Regions from separate parts of the Mus musculus genome. Here region 1 is linked to region 2. A link is a loop called in an ENCODE intact Hi-C map of the cell type or tissue named here. Cell type or tissue: left cerebral cortex. All regions are shown on one strand. Each heading gives the region's core, and the rest is flanking DNA. Links, peaks and the distances in the headings are about the cores only.

What was found. A loop is a pair of places that touch in the nucleus more often than their neighbours do. Peaks named below come from ENCODE experiments on the same cell type or tissue, not always from the same donor. Only the 100,000 strongest peaks of a DNase experiment are listed, where the experiment ranks them.
Region 1: it touches region 2 in a loop (2.6-fold over the local background); 2 of 42 quality-filtered maps call a loop at or near these places.

What each region holds. Positions count from the first base shown.
Region 1 is chr9:119,318,595-119,327,045 of GRCm38, reverse strand. Oxsr1 (oxidative-stress responsive 1) reads left to right here and starts at 4,619. Exons shown (of 18, transcript NM_133985.2): 1 at 4,619-5,041. The coding sequence starts at 4,972. In left cerebral cortex, for the core only: a CTCF peak has its summit at 3,976; DNase peaks (open chromatin) are centred at 4,243, 4,568 and 5,403; H3K4me3 peaks cover 2,835 bases; H3K27ac peaks cover 1,970 bases.
Region 2 is chr9:118,917,019-118,925,469 of GRCm38, reverse strand. It overlaps Gm51696 (a long non-coding RNA gene), which reads right to left and starts at 4,859. Exons shown (of 2, transcript XR_003948271.1): 1 at 4,449-4,859; 2 at 3,646-3,967. In left cerebral cortex, for the core only: a CTCF peak has its summit at 4,511 (motif pointing left); DNase peaks (open chromatin) are centred at 4,130, 4,494 and 5,406; H3K27ac peaks cover 2,100 bases.

The DNA of each region.
Region 1 (8,451 bases), core at 2,003-7,002, 400 kb before region 2:
TCACCAAGATGACAGTCCCTCACTGGGCTCCAGATTCCTAGCTTAGGTGCTTTCCTCCACAGTCAGTTCATGTGGTTGATCAACAAACACTCTGACCTAACATGTTCTTCTGTAGGGTATTATGTCAAACACAAAGCAGAGAGCACTCCCAAGTGGGGTATGGTTATTGTCTCTTCTCGTGAGGAGGGATGACATCACATCTCATGTAACATGTAATAAGGACTCTATGGGAGGGACAAATCCAGAATACTATAATTGGCCCCTGGCCTGATAGGGAATTGAGAAAAACAGCTCATGACAGAGACATGACATCATGCTTTAAAAAAATATATTCATGGGGTGGGGCTCAGTGGTTCAGTGCCTACCCAGGATCTGTGAAGTCCTTAGTTCAATCCCTGGTACTGCCAGAAAGGGAAAAAAAAAATCAGATTCCTCATAGGGGTTACCCACTAATTTCTAGACTTCAAAAGCAGTTTTACTTAAAAAGCCCATAAACCTTGAATTCTAATCATTACATAACTACATGCTATTACCCAAGACATCACTGGTCTCGAAATCTGTCTTTCCCTCTCCATTCTGCAGATGCTAATGGCAAAACTCAGTGCATGCAGCTGCTTCAACGAGAAAGCATGAATATTCTTTTACATCCAGTTTCTCAGTCCAGGGATAGATGGTGGTAGGTCATGTTCTTTGGCCTGTTGCAGAGTTTGCCTTCTGAGAGTCTTGGTACATGAAACACATCTGTAGCTGCCTGTGTGCTCTCTGAACCCACAAGCTTGCTTTTCTAGGCACTGAGCTGTGGAGGAGTGTGGGAGAGTTAACACTATAAGGGCAAAGATACTCCTGATTAATATCTCACCTTCTGTGTGGTCCTGAGGATTGGCATTCGTGAATGCTAGGCTAGCAAGAACTGCACCGTCAGCCACACTCTCAGCCCTTCCTTGTTTCTAGTCTCTTAATACAACAATTTTGAGATGTGTCTGCCTTTCTTTCTTTCTTTCTTTCTTTCTTTCTTTCTTTCTTTCTTTCTTTCTTTCTTTCTTTTGTTTTTTAAAAGATTTATTTATTTTAATGTTTGTTTATTTATTTATTTATTATATGTAAGAACACTGTAGCTGTCTTCAGACACTCCAGAAGAGGGCATCAGATTATTTATTTATTTATTTATTTATTTATTTATTATATGTAAGTACACTGTAGCTGTCTTCAGACACTCCAGAAGAGGGCATCAGATTATTTATTTATTTATTTATTTATGTATTTATTTATTATACGTAAGTACACTGTAGCTGTCTTCAGACACTCCAGAAGAGGGCATCAGATTTCGTTATGGATGGTTGTGAGCCACCATGTGGTTGCTGGGATTTGAACTCAGGGCCTTTGGAAGAGCAGTCAGCGCTCTTACCCGCTGAGCCATCTCACCAGCCCGCCTGCTTGCTTGCTTTCTTTCTTTCTTTCTTTCTTTCTTTCTTTCTTTCTTTCTTTCTTTCTTTCCTTCCTTCCTTCCTTCCTTCCTTCCTTCCTTCCTTCCTTCCTTCGTCCTTTAGACAGGGTTTCTCTGTGTAGCCCTGGTTGTCCTGGAACTCACTCTGTAGACCATGCTGGCCTGGAAAAAGAGATCTACCTGCCTCCATCTCCTGAGTGCTGGGATTAGAGACGTATGCCATCACCATCTGGCTGTGTTGTGTTGTTTTTTAGGTTACACAAAGAAGAATGAAGCCCATCACCCACACACTAAGCCCTGATTAATAATATCCATCAACAATTATCCTTCTCTTCTCTCAACTCTTCCATTCTTTAGAGAGCCTCTTTGGGTTGCCCTTAAATAAACTTTGCACTCAAATTCTGGTCCTAGAGCTTGATTTGGGAGGAAGGGAACTGAACCAACACAAGAATGCCTTGAGAATGTGGGGAAAAACAGATTCTCTTCCTGTGAAAAATATGCCATACTCTCAAGAAACCAGGGTGGGATATGGGGAATATTTGAATATAAGGATCAGGGTTCCAGAACCATTCCACATTTCCTTTCCTCTCTTCCTCTAAATGATTATCAAGGGAGTCACAGGCATAAGTGGGAGAAAACCATAATTTTACTAATAGTTTCAAAAGCAGATTTCTGAGTTTGAGTCCATCCTGGTCTACAAAGTGAGTTCCAGGGTAGCCAGGGCTAACAGAGAAACCTTGTCTCGAAAAACCAACAAAACAAAACAAAACAAACAAAAAACTCAACAAAACAAAACAACAACAACAAAAAAACCAAAAAATCCTCCTCCTATTTAAAGCACACTTTACATAGCTGGCTCCCTTTGCTCCGGGTTCGCTGAGGTGATGTCACGGCGTCACGGTCACACCCTTGAGACATGCAAGCTGCGCCTTTCCTGTATGGTGCTTTATGATTTATAAGTACTTATTTTTTTTAAGTTTTATTTATTTTATGTATGTGAGTACATTGTAGTTCTCTTCGGACATACCAGAGAAGGGCATTGGATCCCATTGCAGACAGTTGTGAGCCACCATGTGGTTGCTGGGAATTGAACTCAGAACCTCTGGAAGTGCCAGTGCTCTTAACTGCTGAGCCATCTCTCCAGCCCAATTACTTAACTATTAACTTAAATGCTCCCTACTGCTTACTACAAAAACTCCATACTCCAGCAAAAAAAAAAAAAAAAAAAAAAAAGGGGGGTGGGGGGACTAAGTCCCTGATCACTGTTGTGAGAGTGCTCACATGCAAGATATTTTAAAGGCTGAATCTTGCTTGAGCTTATGGCCTCAAATACCCAATTCCTGGCTTCCTTCCTCATTAAAATCATGGTATTTTAACCTCGACTAGGCCACAGAAAGTCAGGGACAGGGGAAACAAAATGACCAGATTTATAGAGAAGGTTCCTGCTCTACCAATCCACTGAGGTACATGAATGAGGAGGTAAGCAAGAACACATTAATGAATGCACTATAATGTTATCTAATAATAATTAAGACCCAGTATCTTGAAATTTCACCATGAAACTGGTAGTTCCTTTTCTTGGGGGAAGGGGAAAGAAGGCAGTCCCAAATTCTAAGTTATATAATTTATTTTCATGGTAATGAAAGAAAATTGTAAAGTGTATCCGTGGTCCACAGAGCCCAACAATTCCAGATTATTTTTGGCTTATTGGTTTTCTATTGGTACACACCATGAAGAGTTCCAATCTGTCCCCACTTCCTCTCGATGTTACTTTTATTCTTCTTCCAGCAAGAAAAAGTTATCACACGCACTAAATGTGTCACAAGTAGTGGCTGCAACAAATTTCTTCCTTCCTTCCTTCCTTATTTTTTTTTTTAAAGATTTTATTTATTTTATATATATGAGTACACTGTAGCTGTATTTAGACATACCAAATGAGGGCATTGGATCCCATTTCAGATGGTTGTGAGCCACCATGTGGTTGCTGGGAATTGACCTCAGGACCTCTGGAAGAGCAGTCAGTGCTCTCAACCACTGAGCCATTTCTCCAGCCCTGAAACACATTTCTACAGCAAGACCTTGCACCTTTGCCGGGTCTGGAATATTCTGTCCTCCCATTTTCTGTTTGCTGAGATCCCCTTAGCACTGTAAGGTCTGGCCCAAATGGGACCTCTTCTTGAGATGTTCCATAAGTCCTATCAACCAGACGCGCTCATGGCCTTCCCACCGAAGAGCTCAGCAGTGCTGCTCAGCTGAACACTTTGTCCGCAGCGACCCTGTCCAGGTTGATGTTTTAATGTTTTGTTTCACCAAAGCGCGATCTTCTAAGGCCAAGAAAACGGAACTTATTTTTGTGAAGATGACAAAAGCCAGGGCCGGGGGCCTAGAGCTGACCCCTAAGTCGCGTGACAGAAACCACTGAACAGTCAAGGCGCTGCCTGGGCAGAGACAACTAACCTAGGTCCCAGGCAGGTGCTGTTTCTTTAGACCCGAAGCGGAGAAAAGACAGAAACCGCTTCCTCCCGGATCCTGGAGGCGGCGCTGAGTACTTCCGCCTTAGGAAAAAAAAAAATGTCATCACGGGCCGAGCTTCCGGCTCCACTCGGGAGCCCGCAAGACCTTTTATCCTAGTTGGCCTTCGTCCGCGCACCCCACCCGGCCGCTCCCTCGGGCTTCTCCACACCCCGGGGCGCGGTTTGCACGTCTCGAGGGTGTGACCGTGACGCCGTGACGTCACCTCAGCGAACCCGGTCCTGAAAGGTTTTGGCGCTCGGTAGGAACTGGGAGTCAAGTTCCCGGAGGCGGGACTAACATATGACTGATGTCCACACGCTCCAGTTGCCGTTCTCATGCTTTCTCAAACCAACCAATGAATGCAAAGCAGAGAGGGCAACGCCCCTCCCTCAGCTTCTAGAGGAAGCGCCGCTCCTTCGGTTTAGCACTCAGTGGCCGCCATGCTTGGTGTGGCTCCTCGTTCTGCGGCAGTTTGCTCTGTTTTGGCTTTCAGACGCCCTCAGTGAACTCCTCCACGAGCACTTCTGCTCTCTAACTATCGACTTCCACTCTTTCCGGCTTCCTTCTCGCTTGCCTCTTGTCCGGCCACACTCAAGATGGCGGCCGGGGGGCGGCGAGCCGCGGCCAGGCTTCCCCGGCGTGGTGACGTCAGCGCGCTGCGTGTCGGCAGGTGGAGGGAGAAGGGAAAGTTTGGCCCGTGCTTGGGGTTCGGGTGGAGGGCGGGACGGAGGGGCAGGGCTGGGTAGAAGCTTGTTTCGCGGTGCCGCGGAGGTTAAGGCCGGCTCGTGGGCTGGGCCGGGGACTGCGGGACGCGGAGCCGCGGGAGGCGAGGTCGGTCGCAGCCGCGCGTCTCCGCCTCGGGGCCGCGCTTGACCCGCGCGCCCCGGCGTTGTGCGCCCCAAGGCTGGGCCAAGCGGCGGGTTGGGGGCGGCGGCTGGGCGTGGGGAGGCGCGCGGCGAGGTGACCTGAGAGCCCGGAGCGTGAGGAGCACGGAGCCAGGCGCTGCAGCCGTCATGTCCGAGGACTCGAGCGCCCTGCCCTGGTCCATCAACAGGGACGACTACGAGCTGCAGGAGGTGATAGGTGAGAGCCGAGGGGCGACGCGCCGGGGTTCTGGGCCCGAGCCTTGCTGGGCACTGGTGCGAGCCGTGCGCCTAGGGTGGGGCTCCCTTCGGAGGGAGAAGCGTACCTGAGACAGATGCGTCCTGTGCAGAAGAGCCATGTGGATGGGCGGCAGGCCTGGCTCAGGGGGCACTAGGGTCCGTGGGCAGAGCCGCGTGGCTCTGGGATTGTGGGGTCTGTGCACTTGAGTCCATCCCTGCATCCACGCGACGATGCACTATTTCGCAGGTGTGAGGCTGAGGGCAGCTCCAGGTACCGGTGCTGAGCAGGTTAGACCCGCCTCTAGCTCTTTACAACTGACTTCTCAGATCCCGGAGGCAGACGTCAACTACATAGAAAGAATGGGAAAAGCGGTAACAGGTCTCAGTAGGTGGCCGGAAGGAACCGGGCAAGATGTTATAAGGAGTGGTTTGAACAAGTTACGTGATTTCAAGGAAAAGTTGAGCCCTCAAAGCGAGTCGGAGGAAGATCGCCTTTCCCCCTCCATTGAGGAATAAGAAAATACTTAGACTCTGAGGAGAGAGAGAGTGCTTGATAAGTTGAGGGACCAGAAAGAGGGCACACATTAGTCTCAGGGACCTTTAAAGCTATGGTAAAGATTTGGAGTTTCAAGTTGTCCTTGGAGGGCTTCAACTAGGGACCATGGCTCGCTCCATAAATCTGGCTATTATGTGTGAAGTGGCCCTGAATAAGATCCGAGAATACCAGTTGGTCGACAGCAAGCATGGATTGTTACTCTCAGAGGTGCAGCGTGCTTGAGGAGGTTAAGCGGCTAGGGATGAGGGAGAGTTTGTAGCCCAGCAGTAATGCAGTGGCCATAGAAATCGAAGGGAAATGGGTTTAGCAAAACAAAGGCTTAATCAGCAGACCACTGTTTGTTGGAAGAAGTCTGTCTACACTGATAGCATTCTACCTTAAAATTAGCTTTACAATAGAGACCTGCCAAAAATCCCAGAGCTTCCTTAAAGGTGCCAGTGTTTATTTCTCGGTGTTAAGGAGAGCAAAAACAAAAAGCCACCAAATTTCGTTGTAGGTCTCTGTGTGGCTCTGTGTAGGTTTATGTGCTCGTGTAAAGGCTAGCTTTTCACGTTCTTTTTTTGTTTGTTTCTTAGCTTTTTTTGGGGGGGGGGTGGAGGGGGAGGAGAAGGATAGGGTTTCTCTGTGTAGCCCTGGCTGTCCTGGAACTCACTTTGTAGACCAAGCTGGCCTTGAACTCAGAAATCCGCCTGCCTCTGCCTCCCAAATGCTGGAATCAAAGGCGTGCGGTGCGCCACCACACCCGGCTTTCCCTTGCTTTTTGATGAGTCTCTTTAGTTGATCCGGAACTTACCTTTTGACTAGATTCCTAAGACGCCTGAGTCCTCCTGTCTCTGCCTGGAAGCACTTGGATTTCAGGCTCTTTCTAGGATCCCTGGGCCTCCCACTTCACATGGGGGCTGGGGATCCAAACTCAGGTTGCTAGTGTTCACTCAGCACACATTCTACACTGAGCTATCTCCCCAGCCCCCTCCTCCCCCCCCCCCCCGTTTTTTTTTTTTTTTTTAAAGGCAGGTCTCTGGTTGCTCAACTTGGCATCAGATTTGCTGTGTAGGTAAGATGGTTGCCATTTCTCTACATTTCAGCTTTATGCTTTCTCTGCCAAGCCTGATGACCTGAGTTCCATTCCTGGGACACTAGCGGAAGAAGGAGAAGCTTATATCCCCCCCAACCCCCAAGTGCAATGAAACATAAAAGATGCTTCATCTTTAAGTCACTTCATAGGTCTGTCCTTGCTGCATATTGGGTCTTTGACTGGTTGAACTAGGCATGTCTCTGTTTTTGTAAAGACGCTCTTGATTGGTTGTTTCTTGGGAACTTACTTTCATAATGAAGAGAGAGTTTAAATGGGAGACTCCAGAGTGATGTCAGAAAAATAAAGAAAGGGGATTCTGTTATTCTGGAAGAGTAACATTGTTCTTCCCTTCTGGTGGGGTGTGCATCCCTTCTGGTTGTCTACAGCTAGAGGACTGGTTATAGTTATCATCCCTGATGCTTCTGCTCTTCAGCTACAAACTCTGAGAGCTGCAAGGGCTGTGGAGATGGAGTGACACTAAGTTTGCCCAATGATAACTATAGAACAGGATGTCTTAGTGGGCAGTACAGAGGGAGTCTGGTAGTTCTGAGAGTAGATTCACACCCCACTCATAGAGTGGTCCATGGTTCGTCACAGGTTAAGAATGCCAGTGTGATTGGGTCACCTTTTACAAAACAACCTGCCAGCTGGAGAGATGGCTTAGAAGTTAAGAGCATTTACTACTCTTTTAGAGGACCTGAGTTTGGTTCCTAGCACCAATATCAGGGGCCTCACAGCCGTCTGCAATAGAAACTCGGGGAGATCAGATTGTTTTTGGCCTCAGGCACCTGCACATACATGACATTTGAATATAGATATGCACATATACACAGGAATGAAAAATAAAAATAATTTTTTTACCATGAATTCCAGTCATAACGTGATTTTTTCTTTTAGTATGTTTACCGTGTAACCATCATACCATCCAGCTTTAGATTATTCCTGTCATCCCAGTGGGACGCGCTTGTGTTTCCTGCTCCCAGTCCCAGGCAACCACACATTTATTTTTGCCTATTGGTTGTCTTTTCTGGACATTTTACTTAAATAGGATCCTATAATAATGTGACCTTTGGTGTTTGGCTTCTGTCACATAGCACACTATTTTTAAGAGTTTGTGAATGTATAATTTATACCCCATAAAATAACCTGATTAAAGTGTACAGTTCAGTAATATCTTAGTAAATTTACAGAGTTGTTCAGTCATCACCACAATCCAGTTTTAGAACATTTCTCTCATTCCAAAACGATGCCTCATGTCCATTTGCAATAAGGAGTAACCCCTGTTCCACCCCAGCCCAGGCAGCTAAAACCTTACCTTCTGTCTGTATAGATTTTCCCTCTGGACATTTCATATAGGAGTAATCATATAATGGATACTCCTTGGTATTTGTCATCTCTTACTCTGCATACTTGCTGAGGTTCAGCCATGTCCCATAGCATGCAGTAACAGTTACTCATAGTTCCTTGGACTTGGACGGCAGTTGATGGGAATTGGGTTGTTTCTCTTCCTTGGCTTTTCGGGATAAACTGCTTGTATTCATGTCAAGTCTTATTGGACAATGCTTTATTTTCCTTGTAGAAACCCAGGAGTAGAATTGCAAGGTCGCAACAGTAAGTTCTACTTCTCTCGGTAAACCACCAACATGTTCGTTCTCTCAGAGTGCTTGCACCATTTTACAGTCATCTGCTTTGTGTGAGAACTACCATTTCTCTACAACTTAGCCGCCTGCAGTTTGTCTTCTTTTGTTTCTTTTGTATG
Region 2 (8,451 bases), core at 1,480-6,479:
CTCGTGACTGACAGACGGGCTGGAGAAGACAATCTAACTCCGCCCATTCGCCAGTTTGCGCGCGCACTTGCCCCCTACTCCCCTACCCGCCTCTCCCCGGGTGGCTTTCAAGAGGGGAGGCCTGCTGGGACTTCCTTACTTTTCCACGCCGGTGCGATCCCGGCGCTGGCACCATTCAAGCCGCGTGTTCACCGATGAGCGTCTACAAAGTTGGAAAGAAACTTCCAGAAGCGCCTCTGGTAGACGCGAGCCCGCAGACGGGTGAAATCTATGGAGCCTCACTGTTGGAGACTGCCCCCCCCCCCCGCCCCGAAACAGGAGGGAGGCATGTCTGCAGAGGAGCTGCTGTTTACGAGAATTAGGCAAGAAGTTAACATTTTGTTCCCAAACCCAAGACCTCAAGTGGCATCCTGGTACTGCTGTACGTGGAGAAGGCGTCCCAGCTGCCCTTAGGGTGCACTCACCCAGGAATATCTGCTCTTCCCGAAGCACCTTAGGGATCCCCAGAATATCCAGGGGCAACCAAACCACGAAGCTCGAAGTGTCCGTTTGATTAGGAACGCAAGCTGTACCAAGTAGCCCACCCGCCAGCCAGGGCATGGCCTCTCTCTCTAAGGTCCAGACTCATTAAAGTCCAGTGGCACCGGAGCTTCACCTTGTCTCAACTTGTCTAATGCCTGTCACACGTTCTGAGGATATGCCTGGCATAGCCAGACTCACCTGGTCACGTGTTTAAACTCTGGATTCCTTTGCCTAAGAGAAGGGGGTGGGAGTACTTCCAAGGACTGTTCCTGTGGGAAAAGGGCTACCACGGGAACGGTTTTCAGACACTGACTCTCCTGCTCTGCTTTTTCAGTCGCTGCGATGCCCTGGGACTCTCCAGTAACAATTCTTGCCTCCCCCCCCCCCCCCCGCACCCTCTACCTTTCTAAGCTTCCTGAAATCACCGCTAATCTGCCAGCCAACTCCGCCCATTCACCCTTCCTTTTTATGAAAATATAAATTTATACATATTTCATATATGTATACACTATATTTTGATCAGTTCATCCGTCAGCCCCACTCAGCAGCAGCCACATGACATCTCCTGCCTAGTATCATGTTCTCTTTGATAATTATTTGTTTCTTTGACGTACTAATTACAATTAGCCTGAACACATAGAGATGGGGTCATTCATTGAGCCATGGGCAACTCAACAGTGGCCATACTTATGACTCTTGCCTCAGTAGATGCCAACTGCCAGTAGTAGGTCCTTTAGCTGGGGGTGGAACCGCCGCAGCCCCTCCCCATTCCTTGTTGGAAATATCACCTGTTCTGGTCTTGTGCAGGCAACCACAGCTGCTGTGGCACAGCACTTCTGCCTCCTTTTCTACATATTCCCTGAGCCTCCAAAGGGAGGTTGATGTAGGGCTGAGCACGCACAGTTGGTTAGTTGTTCCTCTCTCTCTCTCTCTCTCTCTCTCTCTCTCCACACACACACACACACACACACACACACACACACACACACACACACGTATATATGATAAATTTAAGTGTTAAACAGTAGCAGCTAGCAGCTACATCCAAACAAATGTGAGCAAATGCTCTTGGCCTTGGAAGGGAAAGACCTGAGAGTGACAAACACTTGAGAGATGACAAAAGATAGAATAGATACATTTGGCTGTCTCTGTCCATTTAGCAAGCATTTCTTGAGTGCCTTATCTTTGCTAGGATAAGGATGGGTTAGAAGGTTGGGTAGAAGTCTGTTTCCCATACACACCGCCATCACATAGTACTCTTGGACCACTGATTTTTTTTTTTTTATATATAAAAGCAGCTTTAGAGCCTGGCCTGGTATTGTACACCTTTAGCCTCAGTGGCTCTGACCCTACCAAGAGCATTGGCTTTAATTGTATAGTTTATATGGCAATCCACGCATATCATCAGAAAAGCTATTTTATTTTAGTATATATGATTATTACTCATCCTCTGGAGTCATATCAAATTTAAAAATGCCTCACCAACTTATTTCCCTCTTTATCTAATTGTAAAGTAGACTATCACTCATATCTGCTGCTGGGATCTTGTATATAATCTAAATATTTTATGAAGTGAGCCTCAGGCTTTCAGACCTGTGGCTGCCATTCATGAATCATAGGCCACCGGTGGCTGGCTGTCATCGATCTTTCTCTTCTCTTCTCTTCTCTTCTCTTCTCTTCTCTTCTCTTCTCTTCTCTTCTCTTCTCTTCTCGTCTTTTCCCCTCCCCTTCCTCCTCCTCCTCTTCCTCCTCCTCCTCCTTCTTTTTTAAAGATAGAACCTCAAGATATAGCCTGACTGGCCTGGAACTTCTTGTGTAGATGAGGCTGCCTGGCACTTACAGAGATTCTCCTGCCTCTGTCTCCCAAGTGCTGAGATTGAAGGTGTACACCAGGCGTATTTAAATACAATTCCTTAAACTGGAAACTAGTTGGAAAGACTGAAAAAGACAAAATGAACAGGGCAATGGAAAAATAGAGAAAACTACTACTTGAGAGAGAGAGAGAGAGAGAGAGAGAGAGAGAGAGAGAATGGGATGAAGGATCAGAGATTAAATAGCAAGACAAATGAAGCTAGAGCTGGTGACATCAGCCCTGAGAGGCCACACATTGCCGCAGATAGGAAGACGTGAAAAGCATGGGTAAGGGCAGCCAGCCTTGCTGGGAAGGGCCCTGAGGTACATTGTACTCCAGTGAGTGGCAGTGAGCTCTTAGTATGTGTGAGAGTAGACATGAGGGAGGAGCACAGGCTTTGAGACCAGGTCCGGTGATGCATGGGGTTCAGGTCAAGCAGAGCCTTATAAAGCAGGGGACCCTTTATAGAAGGAAGGAGTGTGGAATGAGTGGCTGTATGGCTACAAGATCCCTGCCAGCTAACAGTTGGTCGGGAGCAATGCAAAAGATAGAGGGACCCGTCCAGAAAGGATTTGGTGGCTGTGGGGACAGAGAGGACTGAGAAGACTCCCGATGCACTGTGGAGAGAGAGTGGACAAGTCTTGCCTACTGGTTGTTGGGCTGAGGAGTGAGAGATGAGCAAGGAAGAAATGGCCTCCCAGCCTGGAGCCTGGGTGCTCGAGACAAGGGTGGAAACCTGTGGGAGAAGGGCTGCTCTGGCCCTCCCAGCCTGCTCTCCACCCTTGAATCTCTGCTCCAGGCTATTTCTTGGTGCTGTGTCCCTTCGGGTTTGTGTGTGTGTGTGTGTGTGTGTGTGTGTGTGTGTGTGTGTGTGTGTGTGTGTTCCATGCCTTCAAGGTCTCTGGTACCTTCCTTCCTCTAACTTTCCCTTTTAGGAGCCCAGCCTAAAGGTGGCAATTCTCTTGTTGGAGAAAGAGGAAGTAGTTTCTGGACAGAGAGAGAGACACTCGTGGTGAATGCACCATAGAGCCTGCCCTTGGGGATTTGTCTCTCTGGGACACTAGGACTTGGGTGAGATTTCTCTCGCAAACATCCCTTCTCTCATAGTGGGTACCAGAAAGTCCCAAGGAGCCCCACTCCAGCCTAGGCAGACCACACCATGCCTCACCTACACTATACCTCTGTGCTTTAATATGGAAGGCTTAGGCCTAACGAAGCAGGCAAAACACTCAAAGGAGGCTCACGGCATAGTAGACAAAGCAGAGGGATAATTACTGATGGCCCAGAGAAGAGCTGGTTTATTCTGTAGGGAGTCCTCACAGAATGATTGCCCAGAGTCGTCTTTGAGGCTTTAGTCTTCTGAGTGAGTGGACTTCTGCCTCCAGTGTGCACAGAGAAGGCTGGGTAGTGATGGAGGAAGAGGGCCCAGAAGGCCAGGCTGCACCAGCACTTCAACCTGTGAGTAAACTGGAGCACTGATGACTTCTTCTTTAAGGTTTATTTTTAATATACGTGCATGGATGTTTTTACCTGTATGTCGTCTGTCCAGGTGCCGTGTGTATCCGAGGAGGCCAGAAGAGGGCGTCAGATCCCCTGGAACAGGAGATAGTTGTGGGCCTCCATGTGGGTGCTGGGGTCGAAACTTGGGCCCTCTGGAAGAGCAGCCAGTGCTCTTAACCAGCTCCCACTCACGGATAACTCTTTGCAAAAGGAAGCAGCATCTCTTAGCTAGAGCATGTCTGTGGGTTGACAGAAGAACTCAAGCCAGCTTTAGCAACGTTAGGGAGTCTGCTAGCTTACATAACCAAAGCCAAAGCATGGGTACGTGCTTGAGATCGGGACATGACGTCATCCCTAATGAGATTGGGGCATGACGTCATCCCCAAGGGGTCAACAGCTCACCCTCACCAGCGATCTATCCACTCATGAAGACCCGCTATTCTCATCACACAGATTCTTCCCCTTGAATACGGTGTCCAGGGGCTCTCAAGCCATCCACACTCTGCATACATCCCCAGGGATGCCCTCTACCTGACCTCAGGCAGGGGGTGCTTGCATACTGTATGCTTCCTACCAATAAAGACACTGATGCCCAAGAATAAAGTCCCAGAAATGGGTCAGTGGTCCAGCAGGTGCAGCCTGCCCCCTGGTGGCTGAACATTGTGAGTTCCTTGCCGTGTCAAGCTGGGTGTGGCTCTTCCAACTACCAGCTCCTTAGGGCTAGCTCAGCCAGAGAGGGTCCAGCCTTGTTTCTATTCCATCCAGCTGCTGTGATTAATAGAAGAGTCCTTGGGAATGTAGGGGTCTGGGGAGGACAGAGAACAGGATCCAGAGTGACGTGTTCTGTTGGCATCCAGTCTCAGGAAGACATCCACCAGAGTGGATGGTGGCCACTGGCAAAGAAGAAAAAGGCAGCCAGGCTGATGAACACGGGGGCTGGCAGGGGATTTGGTATAAAGCCGTTCAGGAAGTGTTTTCAAACCTGGGAACATTCCAAGTATATCTAGAAAGCAGAGGAGGGTATACCCTTTCCCACACTACCTCCAAAATCCCAGATATTCTCTACCAGAGAACTTGGGTACAAGAACGGGCTACTTGAAAACCAAGAGTCAGGGGAGGATGTAGCCCCACCCTGACCCCCTATTATGATGGAATAGCTCCTGAGCAAAGTAAGCAACCCCCATGTGCCCTCAACCCAGCAGTGGCTTTGAGTCCTAAAAGATCAAGGAGGCCCAAGCTGATTTCACAACTGGAACCCTTTGAGGTGGGACCTCATACGTTGTGCTCTCCGCCCTCGCCCCACACAAACGCTGGGTTGTCCCAGGCTACTGATGAAAAGTAGCCGCACATACACAGCCTTATTCGTGTGGTTTGGGGTATCTGTGTGCATGTGTGGCCCTCGCTGGGAAGACTGCTGCCTTCTCCAGTCACTCACTCACCATGGGCTTTGACAGGAGGCTGCCCGTGGTAACTGCCTGCTGGCATCATTCCCATGGGCGGGGCCCCAGCCAGGCTGGTCTGGTTGGCACATGCAGCCACATGCTCAGCTGTACACAGGCTCATATACATGCCAGGGCACCAGGCACACGTGATGAGACTATCTGCCCAGCTGGTTTTTCTACGTTGGCACTGCCTGTTCTTCACTGTCTTCCCTACCTGGGCTCCCACGTGTCTGCCAGGACAGTGCTCGAAACTCCTCCTGCTCCCTTTGAACCCAGCTGTCTGGGTCTCAGATTCAATTCGTGGGTGAGACTAGGTCTCTACTTCATTTCTGCTTGGCGCAGCAGTTTCCTCGGAGGCCTGCGTAGAAAGGCTGAGGCTGCTGGCTTCCTCTCTCATATGTGTTCATGCCTCATTAATCGCTCCAGCACGCATGCTCATATACTGCTGCGCTCACTGTCAACGGCCCCGTGCGTGCATTGCTAACCTTGATTCTTAGGTGAGGCTCCCGATCCCAGCAAGCGGTCACTGTTGGCCCTGTTTGGTGCAGGTACTCCATTGCCTTGGGAGGAGGCCCTCCCTGTAATCCGCACCTGAGAGCAGGCTGGCTAGGGTGGATGGAGAGGAGGTGGGTGAGGACTTGGGGGGACAGATAAATAAGTGATTTCCTATCTCTCAATCTTGCTTCCCTAAGCAAGAATGTCCAGACAGTGGTCCGTAGCCCAGAACCTGCTCAAAGTAATACAACACCGAAGAGAATTCCCGTCCTGGCCTGAGCTTTGAGATGGGAACAAAGAAGTTAAGTTTATGGAAATTCTGGAACCATTAAAATATATTTGCAAAATACGGAATCAAAATATTTTGGGAGAAATGAAAATTCTAACCAGCCTGATTTGGCTAGACCGTAAGAGTTCCCCAAACACAACTCTTTTTTTTTTTTTTTTTTTTTCTTTTCCCCAAGACAGGGTTTCTCTGTATAACCCTGGCTGTCCTGGAACTCACTCTGTAGACCAGGTTGTCCTTAAACTCACAGAGGTTTTCCTGGCTCTGCGCCCAGAGTGCTGGTACTAAAGGTGTGAGCCACCACCTCCCGGCCCCCAAACTCATTTTCCTGTGTGCTGTGTCTGTGAGTCCTTGGTGGGGTGAGTCTCCCTTAGCCGCAGGGAGGGTCCCGTAAGTGAAGAACCAGCATGAGAGGCCTCAAGCAGGGGGGCCTCTACCTGTTTAAGGGTTCACAGGAGCCCATCGCAATCACCATGTGGGGGAAATCCACCACCTGGTGGGTCTCAGAGTGACTAGGTTCCTCAGCCCATTCTAGAAATGGAGCCACAGGCCTGGGGATCACTCCAGACCACAGCGGGTTCCTTTGGATAAAGTCATTTGTCACAAATATGGTGCCTCTGCACTTCCTGTTTCTGATTTTCTTTGAGTATGCCCCTCACCCAGCCCTCCTGCAAGCAACCGCACACTTTCTACTTCAAACTCTGGAAAGACAGAGAGAGAGAGAGACAGAGACAGAGACAGAGAGACAGACACACACACATACACACACAGAGAGAGAGACAGAGAGAGACACAGAGAGAGAGAGAGAGACAGACAGACAGACAGAGAGAGACAGAGAGAAAGAGAGACAGACAGACAGACAGACAGAGACAGAGAGAGAGAGAGAGGAAGAAAGAGAGAGAGAGGGAAACAGAGAGACACACACAAAGAGAGAAGAGAGTTGATCACTCTGGCTTAGTTCATGACACTGACAAGTTAAAATCATATAGATAATTATTCCAAATCTTAGTGCCTTTAAAACAGAAAGCAAGAGGATGGTGGTGGGCCAGGGGTTAAAAGCACTGGCTGCTCTTCCGGAAGACCCAGTTTCTGTTCCCAGCTCCCATATGTCTATATGTCCCATATGTCCCAGCTCACAACTCTCTATAAATCCAGTTGCAGGGGATCTGATAGCTTCTTCTGGCCTCCACTGGCACCAGGTGTGCACATGGTGCATGGACAAACATACAGACTCTCACACATACACACAATCAAATACTAAGTAGAGGCACACGTCCATGCTTGGTGGGCGTAGCTTGGCACCACACTGTGCAGTGTTACCTGGGCTGCTGGTCATCGATATCGTTTTATACGTGCCAGATGAAGTCAGTAGGTGCAGGGACATCCACGGACGCTTCTACCGGCCATCTCCTGCTTTCTGTACTCTGACGCTTTGACCTCGAGGGGTCTTGCTGACCCTGTAAATACTTCGACCTCCAGGCATGGGTCCTAGATGGCAAACAACTCACCTGAAAGGGCCTCTTCCATGTGTGTGGCGCCAGTTAGGAGGGCATCCCCAGAGGCAACTTCTTTGTCAGTCTCCTTGGGCAGCCACCCTCGTGCCAAATTGTTCACAACCCCTCCATTGGGGTCAAGCCTCACAGTTTAAGTAGCTGGATTTTGGGGGTCCTCTTCAGGCTGTTGTCTGGCTATTTCCTGCTCTGTGGGAAGAGAGATTTGCAGGATACAAGGGTATGTGAGCATCTGGAGTGTGTGCGCTGCCTGTCCTATGACAGGAACATTGGGCACCCAGAACTGTGGAAACTTCTATCCAAACATCTCTGAGCCCATTCCTAGGACTGGTATGTCTTTGCTGGCTCTGTCTCTTGAGGGCAGATCACACCATCGGCAGTGAGTAGCCAAAGGGTAGTGAGTTTCAGTGGCTGGGTCAGAGCCTGAGAGGCACCCGAGAGGATGCTAATCCTTTAAATGCTGAACCTGAACTTCTGGCTTCATCACACTGGGTAGGATAAAAGAAACATTGAGCAAACAGAACCCCACAGGGCACACACTTGACCTTACTTTGTTCTTTTGAGTTTTAGTGGGTCTTACAGGGGCAACTCAGCCTTTAGTGATCAGATATGGGGGAGTGGGCACTTCTGAGACAGAGAAGATGTCCCCTGTTTTAGACAGAGCCTAAGGCACTGGGGGTGTGAAAAGCCCTGTCACAGGCTTCTATTTACATGTTCTGTATAAGCCAGAAGTGTCCAAAGGCAGTTTTTAAAGTATATTTGCATCTGTGCTTGTGTATGTGTGTGGTTGTGTGATGTTAAGGCTAGAAGTCAACACCAAGTGTCTCTCTCAATAGCCCCCTA